Linked DNA regions of Homo sapiens: region 1 is linked to region 2. Evidence: chromatin loops called from intact Hi-C (ENCODE). Cell type or tissue: pancreas. All regions are shown on one strand. Each heading gives the region's core, and the rest is flanking DNA. Links, peaks and the distances in the headings are about the cores only.

Region 1 (2,905 bases), core at 157-2,656, 370 kb before region 2:
ACTCCTAGGAGTTAGTCTCCATATTCTACAAATGTCTATTATTTTCAAGACAAAAACAAAACAAAACAAAACAAAACAAAACAAAAGCCTTTTCCCCCCAAAGAAATACAGAATTACAATATTATTAAATCATTTAGCAACGGCAGCCTGCCCTGCCTTCCAAACAAACAACAAAAAGCCATTTTAAAAAATATTACATTATCATTAACTGTTTCTCTGTAATATATTAAACCTTTTGTTCTTTGTCTTTACATATCTGATATGTTAGGGGGAGAAGTTAACAAATGTAAATCATATTGGTAAAGCATCACTAGAAGAAAGTGGTGATTACTTAAAAAAATAACCCAAAGAAAGAGAACCTACAGATTAGCTGCGATGACAGGTTGGGAACAGTGTCTGGGGGAAGGATGTGGAGTAAAACCCCTGGTTTAATGTGAGCCTGGGAGACTCTTGCAACTCAGTCTTTTGTGGTTAGTTTATTTGTTAAACAGCTCGGCTGGGTCATAGTGGCGTGTCGTAATAATCTGGCAGCTGGTCCAGCTGGTAGTGCCGCGGCAGCTGCGGCTGGAGCTGAGGGGGTGGTGGCGGCTGCTGCTGCTGCTGTTGCTCCTGGTGATGCTTCATGATTTCTTTGACCTCCTCTTCCAGCTCCGGGGGTATGATAAACTGATCATCAGGATCCGGCTGAGCCGGGGCAGCAAAATAGCCTCCAGGCTTTCGAAGAGGTGCGTCTGTAGCCACCTCTATCACATTGTGGCTCCTTTCCTGGGGCGCAACAGAGCCATTGGCCCTCCGGCGCCCAATGGTCCCAACGGCAGAGAAGTCTGCCTTCCTGGGCAGACCTGGCTCATCCTCGTTGGCGCTGATGACAATGCCCTCATCACTGGCCTCTGCTGGCACCTGAAGCAGGTGCTGCTGTTTCTCCTTCTCCTTGGCCCGGCTGCAGTGGATGTCCACCTCCACCTCCACCCGGCTGCCGTTGGTGAAGACGCCCTCGATGGGCTCCTCATCGTCACTGTCAAGGCCGTTGTCGGAGAAGGCGCTAGAGAACGTGGCGCTGGATAGCTGGCGCTGGAAGGAGTTGGACAGACAGATGGGGTGGAGCATGCAGCGCTGCTCACTGGGGTAGGCAGGGCTGTTCTCGCTTAGGGCTCCGGGCGGGGGCTCATCGGAGGCTGTTGACCCCACCTCGCTGCTCATCTCAGAAGTGGAGAGCTCACTGCTAATCTCGGAAGCCATGCCGCTGCTGGAGGACGGCACGCCCAGCCCATCTGAGGGCCGATCCTTGATCACCATGTTCACTGAGGGAGGAAAGATGCCAGGACTGGGTGGTGGCACAGCCCCACCGGCGCTGAGCTCGCAGCAGCAGAAGCTGTCCTCAGTGACACTGAGCTGCACCACCACAGCGCTGATGCTGTCGTGGCAGCCGTAGCTCTGGGCCAGGGTACACAGCTTCTTGGCAGCAGCCAGGGCATCGGGCACGTTGCGCACGGCTTCCACGGCCTCCTCGACGGACAGGCTGTCCCACAACCCCTTACTGCCTAGGATGAAGAACTCATCCTGGGGAGTCAGGAGCACGGACTGCACGTGGGGGCGAGGCACCACACTGGGATGGAGGAAGGTGTAGCCCAGGATGCGCGTGGACTCAGTCACTCCGTTCACCTTGCCATCCTGGAAGAACAAGGGTTTGCAGACAGACAGTTAATACAGAGCACCTGCGGCAACTGTGCAGGTTCCCTGCGGGTCCCTCGACTGTCTCGACTGTAGGACCACAGAGAAGTGCTGTGTGGCCCACAGAGGAAAGAAGGGCTCACTCTGTAGTGAGTAGTTAATGTGCACCTGTCATCAGAAACCCCAGGTAGTAGGCCTGGGCAGGTAAGGAGCAGTAGGGACAAAAGGAAAAGATTTCGGTTATGTGTGTTACTGGGACCCCATTCACACTAGGTCACAAGTCCTGCTGTTTATCTAAAGCAAGCCATCATCTAGCCTTACACAGCAAGCATAGCTGGCTAGCTCCTCCTGTAAACATGGGTTTACATCTTCCCTCCCTTGGTGAACATGGTGATCAAGGATCGGCCCTCAGACGGGCTGGGTGTAGGAAGACTCTGAGGTAGCAAGAGACTTTCTGATAGAAGCCAGTCCTGAGCAAAGACACATGACGCAGGCATATATCAAGACAATGCTCCTAAATCTTCCATTGCTCTCCATGATCACAAGAGGCAGTAGTGTCTAAAGGTCCAGAGAGGACTTGAAAGTACTTAAGCGGTGGAGAAAACCTTGGTTTGACTAGGTGGGTAAGAATGCTCATGTCAGGAGAACAGATGCTAAAGAAGAAATGCCAATTCTTACAACTTCCTTGAACTTGATTTCCTGTTGACCAATGGAGAAGGCAAGATCTGCTGGCTTTAGTTCAGCTGTGTGCATGCTATTTAAATCAATTACCAAAGTGCCAGACCACTTGCCAATAAAAAGACCTGGGTTTTTTTTTTTTTTTTTTTTTTTTTGCCACGTGTACCTGCTTGGTTCTTTATTCTTCAAATTTTGAGATTCTCAGGTCCATGACATACCTCTACATGCCCTAGTTTTAACACTTCTTTCCAGGAAAGGCTTCATTATGACAAATCCCTGTCTGGGATGACAAAGTGTTTCTTCCACAGAATATCCATTTCCTTTCCAGTCCTACCACTTCCCTTTATTTGGGATTTGGCAAGGTGTTTACTTGTCCTAGGGATGTCTTTCCCAGCTTCTCACACAACTTTGCCACACCACACTTATAAGCAGGTAAGCATTCCTATTAGTAAAATTAGTAAGATGGGCTTCAAGCACAACCTTAAACTGCCTTGATTCTACTGACATAATCTGTCCCCAAAGCATGGAATTTGGCAGAAACTGTTCTTGCTGTTCT
Region 2 (2,905 bases), core at 99-2,598:
TCCATATTTTCTAAGCTGAAAAGCGGGAAGGAGGGGAAGAGGGAGAGCAAATGGATGGTTTCCTTTTCAAGGAGAGAATGGGGCTTGAAACAATCGCTGAGTCTTCCCAGCATTAAATGAAAAGAGAAAAAGCCAGGTACTCCTGGGGGACCTAGAGGAGGGCGCTTTTGGCCAGCGAGCTATTTCAAGGTTCTGCCAATTCCCCAAGGGGTATTTGCAGCAAGACCTTGCCAGAACCCTCTAGAGCCTCCTAGAATGCTGTCTGTTCCCCACCCCCACCCCCCACCAGCTAAACCCTGGTGCTTTGTAGGAGTGACTCACTCCTGAGGATCCAATAATGACTCCTAGAACTCTGTCCACTTGGACAAGTTGCCCCTATGCTCTGTTCACAGGCATAAGTCAGTGTTTAGAGTTGGGAATGGTTGTTTATTTGGAGATTAGGACTTTCTCATGAGGTTGTGGGGGTGGGGAGAGCGGGGGCCCTAGAAATTCTAGATCCACCACAGGCCAGGCCTGGCTTTTTAGACTTGTGTTAGGTGAGTACAAAAGAGGAGCCCCTGGGAGCATCCCAGACAGGGCTAAACCGTTGGATTGATGATACACTTGATTCCAAAGGGCTCGCTAGCAGGCTGGTGACCTACTTAGCGCTGTGTGGGGCAGCGGGGTGCACCTTTATGAGCCCTAAATAGGGACTGAGTAGCGCAGGAACGCCAGGCCACTGGCTCCCTGCTGATGAGTCTGGCCCCACACACTTCAATCCTAATAGTTTCTCCTTTGTCCTGGTGTCCAGGCAACCGGCGAGGGAGATTGCTGACCAAGCAGTGAGATGCCGCAGTGGTGGCGTGGTCACTTGGTTCTTCATAACTGGGAGCTGTGAGTGCAGGTCACACCAGGGCCTCTGTACCGCTTCCATCCCAGCCCCCACTTCCAGCTCACCTTAGCTCCGGGAGAAAAGGGGGATGTGGCCGGGCACGGTGGCTCACACTTGTAATCCTAGCACTTTGAGAGGCCAAGGTGGATAGATCATTTGAGGTCAGGAGTTCGAGACCAGCCTAGCCAACATGGTGAAAACCTGTCTCTACTAAAAATACAAAAATTAGCTGGATGTGGTGGTGGGCACCTGTAATCCCAGCTACTCGGGAGGCTGAGGCAGGAGAATAGCTTGAACCTGGGAGATGGAGGTTGCAGTGAGCTGAGATCGCTCCATTGCACTCCAGCCTGGGAGACAATAGCAAAACTCCATCTCAAAAAAAAAAAAAAAAAAAAGAAAAGAAAAGAAAACAGGGATGCCAGTGAGATGTGGGGGCCCTTGGGCAGGGGGTTTAACCTGGGGGCTTTGGATGGGTTTCTTAGAGTTCAAGACCCCTAGAAATGCCAGGCAACACCTTGTGGACACGTGCATTTATCTTGAAGATATCTGTGACTTCCAAAGGGTTAAAACTACTGACATACAAGTCTCCTTGATAGAAACAGCAAGCGGATGGGGCTCCCAGGGGTCTGTGGGTCAGAGTTAGGCATGCATGTGGCCCCTGTACTTCCTGACTGCTGTGCTAGCAGCTGGGAGTTGCCATCAGAATTGCATCTCATTGCAAATTAAAGGGCAGATTCAAAAAAAGAATCGCGTCCCTGTCACTGAGCAGTTTTGTGACCCTGAGTTTCTGACCCTCTTTGAAGAAGGACAAATGTGTTCACTGGATGTTGAAGATCAAACTCCTTCCCAAGGAGCACAGAGTCTTTTGTGGCTTCTGCTGCGCTTCTCCTCCTCCTCCTCCTCCTTCTTCTTCTCCTTCTCCTTCCCTTCTCCTCCCTTCTCCTTCTCCTTCTCCTCCTCCTCCTCCTCTTCCTCTTCTTCTTTTCTTCTTCTTCTTCTTCTTTTTTTTTTTTAAGACAGATTTTTGCTCTGTCGCCCAGGCTGGAGTGTGCAGTGGCGCGATCTCGGCTCACTGCAACCCCTGCCTCCCAGGTTCAAGCAATTCTCCTGCCTCAGCCTCCCAAGTAGCTGGGACTGCAGGTGCATGCCACCATGCCCAGCTAATTTTTTTGTATTTTAGTAGAGATGGGGTTTCACCGTGTTGCCCAGGCTGGTCTCGAACTCCTGAGCTCAGGCAATTCACCCGCCTCAGTCTCCTGAAGTGCTAGGATTACAGGCGTGAGCCACTGCACCCAGCCTGACTGTGGCCCACTTTCCTACCCACACCCCCAATTGCTGAAATTTCCTACATTCAAAACCTCTTCTGTGAATGTTCTCATCCAAAATCTGGCTTCATCCCGAGGACACTGCAGCTCCTGAGCCCTCTCAGCAAATGCCTGTCCTCTCTCCTCCGCCAGAGCGGGCATGTTCCTTCCTTGCTGCTCCCAGGACTCCCCTCCTCCTCCCTCAGCCCATCTCTCCCCTGCCCCACACACCCCTCCTACCCTCAGACGTGGTGATTCCAACACCCACAAACATGACATTTGCAATCCCCGAGCTATGCCTCTCCTTGCTCTCCCCGCCTCCCGCAATCTTCTAATCCACCCGACTCTGCTCCTCACTGTCATGGGGAACCCTAGTAGCGCAAACCTGCTGTCGGACGGCACCTCTTACCTTTCCAGCCCACTCTCTCACTCCCTCTGCCCTCAGCAATCCTTGAGTGCAGGGCGACCTTTCGGCCCATTGATCCACCTTCTCAGCAGCATCCTTTACCCCCTCCAAATCTCACTTATCTGCTTAAAATAAACTTCCTGGTTTAGCACTACAGAAAATTCCTTTTTTTTTTTTTTTTTTTTTAAAGATATAGGGTCTTGCTCTGTGGCCCAGGCTGGAATGCAGTGGCACAATCGTGGCTCACTGCTGCCTCAAACTCCTGGGCTCAAATGATCCTCCTGGCTCAGCCTCCTAAGTAGCTAGACTAACCAGCACACCCCA

Evidence for each region. A loop is a pair of places that touch in the nucleus more often than their neighbours do. Peaks named below come from ENCODE experiments on the same cell type or tissue, not always from the same donor. Only the 100,000 strongest peaks of a DNase experiment are listed, where the experiment ranks them.
Region 1: a loop joins it to region 2, with 2.6 times the contacts of the local background. A loop is called at or near these places in 9 of 110 quality-filtered maps.

What each region holds. Positions count from the first base shown.
Region 1 is chr18:62,977,028-62,979,932 of GRCh38, reverse strand. It overlaps PHLPP1 (PH domain and leucine rich repeat protein phosphatase 1), which reads right to left. Exons shown (of 17, transcript NM_194449.4): 17 at 1-1,671. The coding sequence ends at 502. Among named protein-coding and RNA genes, the nearest start is that of PHLPP1, 260 kb to the right of the region's middle. In pancreas, for the core only: no CTCF peak of the experiment used is centred there; a DNase peak (open chromatin) is centred at 1,469.
Region 2 is chr18:62,603,734-62,606,638 of GRCh38, reverse strand. No RefSeq gene overlaps it. Among named protein-coding and RNA genes, the nearest start is that of ZCCHC2, 82 kb to the right of the region's middle. In pancreas, for the core only: no CTCF peak of the experiment used is centred there; no DNase peak of the experiment used is centred there.